2 separate regions of the Homo sapiens genome follow, and region 1 is linked to region 2. Evidence: chromatin loops called from intact Hi-C (ENCODE). Cell type or tissue: adrenal gland. All regions are shown on one strand. Region 1 overlaps MRTO4 (MRT4 homolog, ribosome maturation factor). Region 2 overlaps AKR7A2 (aldo-keto reductase family 7 member A2).

Region 1 (4,000 bases), 50 kb before region 2:
GTCAGACAGCTTGAGTCTGGGAGCTCAAGAGCAGCCTGGGCAACATGACAAAACCTCATCTCTACAAAAAGAAAAGAAAAAAAAACTAGCTGGACGTGGTGGTACGCAGCCTGGGCAACAGAGTGAGACCCTGTCTTTAAAAAAAAAAAAAAAGAGCTGGGAGATTTACCAGGTGTAGGTGACTGCACCAACCCACTGTCTGTACAGCTTCTGACCTGCCAACCTGGGCTGCAGGCTGGGTGAAACAGTCTCCTCCTGCACAATGACTCCACTCCTAGAGGCTGCCTCATGGTGGCTTTGGCCAGCACCACGTGCAGAGCAGTACCGATCAGCTGCCTCCCCTTATAACAGAGAGGCTCCATGTGTTTCCATGTAGCAGGACCCTTCCTAATGTGGGTGAATGTTTCTAGGTTAACAGCTGATGATCAGTTCCACTGTTGGTCATAAATAAGTGAGAGACCTGGAAAAGGCCGTGGGGTGTAGATCCATGGCTCAGCCTCCCCTGTGGTTAGGGATCCTAATTTCAGTAATGGAGGTAGGAGACAACCAAATTAGAGGCCTCCAGTTCTTCCAGTTTCCATAGTTGTCAGGGGCCCAGAGCAGATTCATTCTCATCTGAGGCCAGAGTAGTGCCCGTTGTATGCTGCTGCTTGAACTCAGAGCCTCGTGAATTGTCCCACAGCTTCGGAAATGTGTGGACACCTACAAGTACCTTTTCATCTTCTCTGTGGCCAACATGAGGAACAGCAAGCTGAAGGACATCCGGAACGCCTGGAAGCACAGCCGGTGAGCGGGCAGGGGGAGGAAGGCCCTTCTGAGTGGGGACCCGGCCAGGCTGCTCTCAGTCAAAGCACAGGAGCAATTTCTGACCCTTTAGGTGCCTGGGTCATGCCGCTGACACCTTAATAAGGACAAAGTGCTACCTGCCACTGAAGAGCACTTCCTTTTCACTGTTAAAGCTGGTCTTGGGCAGGGTGCGGTGGTTCACGCCTGTAATCCTGGCACTTTGGGAGGCTGAGGCAGGGGGATCACCTGAAGTCAGGAGTTTGAGACCAGCCTGGCCAACATGGCGAAACCCCTTCTCTACTGAAAATACAAAAATTAGCCGGGCATGGTGGCAGGCACCTATAATCCCAGCTACTCAGGAGGCTGAAGCAGAAGAATCACTTGAACCCATGAGGCAGAGGCTGCAATGAGCTGAGATTGCACCATCGCACTCCAGCCTGGGTGACAGAGTGAAACTCCACCTCAAAAAGCAGATTTTGCACTGAGCTCCTAGGGGCAGGACTTGGCAGTTGCTCAGGAGATGTTTGAGAGGTGGGCCTTTCCGGAGAAGTGGCCCTTTAACCCTGGACTGTGGGCCATTTAGGAGCATCACACCAGTTTTAGAATGTCAGTAGGGACACTGCGACACAGACAGTGACCTGGGAGCAGGATGCAGGAGCCACATGGCAAGTTTCTGTCCTGGGGCAGGTGGCTCTGGTGGTGGTCTCTTGCCGCACCAGCTCTGGTTCAGGCTGTTAACATGCCTCCCGCATACATCCAGATAGAGAACTGGTACATGATGCTCGTGATGGGCTGGGAGACAAAATGTTGCCATGTCAGGAGTCTGTGGGTGGGAACATAATGAAAGGGACCCCAACGTGGGGACAGTGTGGCCAGGCAGCATGGAGAAGTGGGTGCCACTGGCTCAGCCTGGGCCTGAGCTCACTGGGGACCGGAGCTACTTTGCATGTTGCTGAGGGATGGGGAGGGCAGGGCTCTTCCTTCACAGAATGCTCTTTCTCTTGCTTGGTAGGATGTTCTTTGGCAAAAACAAGGTGATGATGGTGGCCTTGGGTCGGAGCCCATCTGATGAATACAAAGACAACCTGCACCAGGTAAGTCTCTGGCCCTCACGGGGTGGAGCTAAGGCAAAGCCGCCCTCTCTCCCACTACTCCCATGTGACAGCCTCCCCCAGCCATTGGCAGGCCGGAGGCTCAGGGAGAGCAGGGCCTGGCTTAAAGCTCTGGGTTCTCCCTTCACCTCCGGACCCAAGGAATAGCAGCTTCCTGCCTCCCACTCCTTCCTGCTATGACAACCAAAAACGTCTTTAAATGTTGCCAAATGTACCCGGTGAGCAAAAACGTGCCTAGTAGAGAACCACTGCTCTAATGTGACCAAGCTGTCCTCACTCCTGATTTGTAGGTCAGCAAAAGGTTGAGGGGTGAGGTGGGTCTCCTGTTCACCAACCGCACAAAGGAGGAGGTGAATGAGTAAGTACTGCTGAGGAACGGAGGGAAAGAGGCGGGTGAGAGGGGATTTCAGGGAGGGAATGATGCAGGAACTTCGTTCCATATGTGGCATCAAGTTGGAACTGCTCCTGGAAGCCTGTCACTGAGCTAGTGGCCTGGGACCACAGCCCTCTCTGTCCTCTCCAGCATGGTGCTCTGGGCTGGCTGCTGGCCAGCAGCCAAGGTCTGTGATGGGGGAAGGCCCAGGGCCACGGGACACTTGGGGGAGCCTGACTCATGGGCTGGTGGCGTGGCCAGGAGCATCTCCTCCTACCACTTCTCTTTTCCCTTAGGTGGTTCACGAAATACACAGAAATGGACTACGCCCGAGCTGGTAACAAAGCAGCTTTCACTGTGAGCCTGGATCCAGGGCCCCTGGAGCAGTTCCCCCACTCCATGGAGCCACAGCTCAGGCAGCTGGGCCTGCCCACCGCCCTCAAGAGAGGTATGGGCAGCCCTGGAGCCAAAAGGTCACAGCCTAGAGTCCAAGAGCACGGGCCTGCAAGCTCATCCCTTTCTAGCTGAGCAAGTTATTTCTACAAGCTTCCATTTTCTCATGAGAAAATGGGGCTAAGAGTGCATGCCTCACAGTGGGGGTGAAAGCAGACAGTAACTTACAGCCAAAATGCAGCCCTTGAGGCCCATCAGGGGCCTTGCGCTTGTTTAAAAAAAAAAAAAGTCAAAAAATTAGACAGCCATGGTGGTGTGTGCCTGTGGTCCTAGCTACATGGGAGGCTGAGGCAAGAGGATCACTAGAGCCCAGGAGGTCGAGGCTGCGGCAAATCAAAGGGACCTCAGGGAGACAGCCACTGCCCAGTGTGTGTTGGAGCCGTGGGGAGGGCAGGTGGCTGACTGGATTCCTCCCAACATGACCAGGGCAGAGAGGGCTCTGCAGGCCTCTGGGCCAGAGGTAACTGAGAGCCACCCTCTTCTGCAGGTGTGGTGACTCTGCTGTCTGACTACGAGGTGTGCAAGGAGGGCGATGTGCTGACCCCAGAGCAGGCTCGCGTCCTGGTGAGTCTGGCGCCTTGCGGGCTGTTGCGGGCGGGGTTGCTGGCTTTCCTCTGCCTGCTGAAAATGCCCCCCTGCACTTTGAATACCTTCATTCCTCCTGATTCTTTGTTCCCTTTGTCTCTTGCAGAAGCTTTTTGGGTATGAGATGGCTGAATTCAAGGTGACCATCAAATACATGTGGGATTCACAGTCGGGAAGGTTCCAGCAGATGGGAGACGACTTGCCAGAGAGCGCATCTGAGTCCACAGAAGAGTCAGACTCAGAAGATGATGACTGAAAGGGACTCGGGACTGAAGGTCTCCTGGAAGCTTCTGGGTCTCACTGGACCATCAGGACTGCTGCCGCCCCTCTGGAGAGAGCAGCTTTTTATTTGTCTGTAGACAGGGAACATGATGGGCACTGACCTCCTGTAAAGAATAAAACTGTGGGCCGGGCGCGGTGGCTCACGCCTGGAATCCCAGCACTTTGGGAAGCCGAGGTGGGCAGATCATAAGGTCGGGAGATTAAGACCATCCTGGCTAACACGGTGAAACCCCGTCTCTACTAAAAATAGAAAAAAAAACTAGTTGGGCATAGTGGCATGTGCCTGTAGTCCCAGCTACTCAGGAGGCTGAGGCAGGAGAATCACTTGAACCCGGGAGGTGGAGGTTGCCGTGAGTTGAGATTGGACCACTGCTCTCCAGCCTGGGCAACAGAGTAAAACTCTGTCCCA
Region 2 (4,000 bases):
ATTACAGGTGTGGGTCACTGCCACTGATCAGGAAATAAGTTTTAACCAGGAAGACATGAGGCATCAAGAGAGAGAAACCAAAAGGGTGAGATGGGTGGGTCTTAGTTAAACCTGTGTTAAAATGTCTGCCACTTTAATAGCTGGGTGAACCTCGGTTTCCTCATCAATAACACTGGGATAATCATACTTCAGAAAGCCTAAGGAATAAGAAAATCCCTGTAATGAAAATCCCTCACTACAAAGCCTCCACTCAGATACCATCAAAGACCAGTGGGAAGAGTGCTTATGAGAATTGGAAGAAAGAAAAATTTCAGAGGAATTCAGAAATCAAATGCTTTGGGCTTCACCTAAAGGTGACGCTGGTCCCCCTGGAAGGGAAGAAGCTGAGCACCCAGGGTCGCTGGTTACCTGCAGCTGTGAGTGGTGGTACATCCACCGGAGGGCAGCCGAGGTCACACTGGGGGCGCTGGCGCCATATGCGGCCTGCAGGGCCTTCTCCACCAACGCAATGGCCTCGAAGTGGTGCTCCTTCCAGAAGCTGTGCAGAGGGGATGTTAGCACAGGGGTCAGTACCATGGGGGTCACACTGGGAGCCGCAACCAAATAGCCATCCAGGACCACTGCCCCACCCCACACCCTGCAGCCCTGAGGGGCGGGTGTCCTCTCTAGTCATAGGTCTCCCACTTTGCTGGGCATCAGAACCACCCAGGATGCTGGGCCCCTCAGCAGAGACCTCAATGGATCTTTACTCCTGAGGACTCAGTAGCCTAGGGACTTCCCTAGGGACACGAAGGCTGCTCAGATGGGGCAGGATTCCCTCCTGGGCTCTCTTTTTGCTTTTTGATACATGGTCTTACTCTGTTGCCTACACTGGAGTGCAGTGGCATCATTATGGCTCACTGCAGCCTCAACCTCTTAGACTCAAGTAATCCTCCTGCCTCAGCCTTCCAAGTAGCTGGGCTACAGACAGGTGTGCACCACCACACCTGACCACTTTTTTGCATTTTTTTTTTGTAGAGACCATGTTGCCCAGGCTGGTCTTGAACTCATGAGCTCAAGTAACCCTCCCACTTCGGTGTCCCAAAGTGCTGGGATTACAGGTGTGAGCCACCATGCCTGGCCCATCCTGGGCTCGCTTTTTGCTTCCCAGCAGGTGATTGCTCAGGAACGAGCTATGACTTCAAGACCCCAACATCCAGGGATCCTCATTTCCCCCCCAGAGGTCTCAAGACAACAAGAAAACCCACAGAGGGCTTGGGAATTCCTGAAGCAATGCAGGGGAGGAGATGCAAACAGCAAAGGAAGGTCTTACCTCAGGAACAGCCCAGGACTTCATTCCACATAGATTTGACCCCACCCCAGCCATCCTCACCAAGCCCACCCCCGGCTCACCGATTCCTGTAGGTCTCAGCCCAGCTATTCCCAAAGAAGCGGCCCACAGGCTGTTTCCCGTCCTTGTCCTCATACTTGTACTTGCCAGTCAGCAGGCCCCCTGCGGGAAGGCAGCAATCAGCCCCTGGCCCCAGAGTGCCCCAGAAGCTGCCACATCCCTCAGGGCTCTGGTCTAGGGGAGGGGCAGGGACCCAGGAGGGGCTGAAGAACACAGCCCAGCCTCTTGTCAAACCCTCCCTGCTTCATAAATTCTGGGCTGGGCATCTGTGGGTCAGGAATAGGCTGAGACAGGGTCAGGAATGCTCCACGTACCAGCCAGAGGGTTGTAGGCATAGAACCTCAGTCCAAAGTGCCTGAGGCAGGGGAAGAGCTCCGTTTCCACCTGCCGGGTGGTGGCGTTGTACATGCCCTGCAGGGAGAGGGACCCCGGGGACAGGGTGGACATGTCAAGAGAAGGAACTGTTGCCTTCCACTTTCAAACCTCTAAAGCAACACCGGCCCAGGACTTCAGCAATATTCTAACATCACTACTGTTAGTAGGGGATGGAGGGAAGGTGTTGGGCCCAAGGACAGAAAATTGAAGTGGAATGGTATCTTTCCACAAATATCTGCTGTATGAACTCCATGCTGGACACTGGTTACAACCACAAGTAGGTATCACAAAATCCCTGCTTCCAGGAGATGTTTACTCAAGTTTAAAAAAATAGACAAGGAAGGCAGTTAATTACAATAAAGTTAGGTTCTACAATCAAACAAGGAGCTGGAAAGTACTCGCTGAATGTATGAAGATGAGATTTGGAGACTGGAGACTCCTATGGGGCTGTCTAGAAAGGCTTCCAGAGGAGGAGACCTCTATGTAAGGCCTGAGTGCTTCTCCCAGGGAGGAGGGCAGGGGAAATGTGTTCCAGGCTGAAGTATGAAAGGAGGTGGGGAAGGAAGGGTCCAAGGTGCACAGATAGGCAGGAAGGAAGCAGATGCCCAGTGGCCAGGCTGAGGAGCTTGAATGGCATCCTGAGGGTACATGGGAGCCATCTGCAGGCTTTCAGCAGGGGAGTGGCTGCTATGCAGACGGCACAGGGGGCAGTCAGGGGGGCAAAGAGAGCCCAGGATTAGCAGGAGTCCTGGAGACCTTGGCCTCTGCAGCCCCGGCCCTCACCTGGTACACAGTGGGCAGGATCCAGCCATTGCTCTTGCAGAGGGTACAGATCTCGGCCACTTCCCAGCTAGCATAGTTGGAGAGGCCAAGCTCCACGAACTTGCCCTGCATGGGTGAGGCTCCAGTCAGAACGCAGTGTAGCCCAGACCAGGAAGGGGAGGCCAGGGTGGGGCCCCAGGGAATGGGGCTATTCCCTGCCCCACCCTGGGACTGCCCTGGTGCCTCTGCTCTCATGAGTAGGATCAGGATAAAGAAAGGAGCAGGAGCCCACCTTTGGAGCTCGGAGGGCCCCCTCACCTCCTGGTGCAGCCGCTGGCAGGCATGCAGCGTCTCTTCCACCGGGGTGCCGTGGTCAGGTGCGTGTAGGTAGAAGAGGTCCACTTGGGGACACTGCAGCCTCTTCAATGACGTCTCCAGCTGGGACCGGACACTGTCAGGCTTTAGTGATTTTCCATCCCAAGGGTTGGCCTTGGTGGCAATTTTCACTTGGAGAGAGAATGGAATGGTTAAGTGACCTATTAGAGCCATTTGCTAACCATGTAACCCTGGCTAAATTACTAATATTCTCTTGGCCTCAATTGTATGATCTGTAAAATGGGGTGATAATAATCAAACTGTCCTCATTGGGAGGTCCTGGGGATTAAATAATGTCATATATGTGAGTTCTCAATGTTCACCTATTAGAATAACTATCATTAGTCACCAACCTGCTGGCTGTGCCAGGCCTTGCACTAGAGACTGAGTATGCAGAGATGAACTGAACACAATGGATCTCTGCCCTCCTGGAGCCCTAGAGGATGATGGTACAATATGGTAAGCACAGGAGGGAAAGGCACACGATGCCAAGGAGCCCAGATGAGATGCATGAAGCCAACTTGGAGACTCCAGGGAAGGCTTTCTCTAGGGGATCACTCCCAGAGTCCCAGCCAACAAGGAAGAGCAGGAAGTACACTCCAGAGCATGGGAACCCATGCAAAGTCAAAGAGGCAAAAAAACACTATGTGAGGCTCCAAACCTTCAAGTCTAAGTTATAAGAGCATAAATTCTAGAGCAAGGAGCAGTGGGACGTAGGACAAGAGACAGGGACAGACCTCATCCCAAAAGTTCTTAAATACCATCCCACTGAATCTGAACTTGATCATTCCAGATTTTGTCAGGGTGTGAACCGGTCACCTGTGTTCACACTTGGCTGCAGTATAGAGAAAGAAGTCAAGGGGGCAGGCCTGGAAGAGTTTAGGAAAGCGAAGCAGCCACATAAATGTGGCCCAGTGGTAGAGATCAACTTGAGAGCTTAGAAGGCAAACTGAGCAGAATGTAATTATAATTCTCCCCTCCCCTTCCTGACTCACAGAAGCATGAGCATATATCCAAACACTGTAGGGACACATCGCTATGACAACAGTGTTCTGCATCCGAGCAGCTTGGAAATGAGTTAATTCTGCACTATTCTTT

What was found. Hi-C counts contacts between places; a loop is a spot of excess contacts. Peaks named below come from ENCODE experiments on the same cell type or tissue, not always from the same donor. Only the 100,000 strongest peaks of a DNase experiment are listed, where the experiment ranks them.
Region 1: a loop joins it to region 2, with 2.4 times the contacts of the local background. A loop is called at or near these places in 32 of 110 quality-filtered maps.

The regions. Positions count from the first base shown.
Region 1 is chr1:19,255,266-19,259,265 of GRCh38, forward strand. It overlaps MRTO4 (MRT4 homolog, ribosome maturation factor), which reads left to right. Exons shown (of 8, transcript NM_016183.4): 3 at 683-786; 4 at 1,799-1,880; 5 at 2,189-2,256; 6 at 2,568-2,719; 7 at 3,212-3,288; 8 at 3,416-4,000. The coding sequence ends at 3,565. Among named protein-coding and RNA genes, the nearest start is that of MRTO4, 5.5 kb to the left of the region's middle. In adrenal gland, no CTCF peak of the experiment used is centred here; no DNase peak of the experiment used is centred here; H3K27ac peaks cover 1,298 bases.
Region 2 is chr1:19,305,610-19,309,609 of GRCh38, forward strand. It overlaps AKR7A2 (aldo-keto reductase family 7 member A2), which reads right to left. Exons shown (of 7, transcript NM_003689.4): 2 at 2,846-3,033; 3 at 2,549-2,653; 4 at 1,705-1,801; 5 at 1,393-1,492; 6 at 409-538. Among named protein-coding and RNA genes, the nearest start is that of AKR7A2, 4.5 kb to the right of the region's middle. In adrenal gland, no CTCF peak of the experiment used is centred here; no DNase peak of the experiment used is centred here.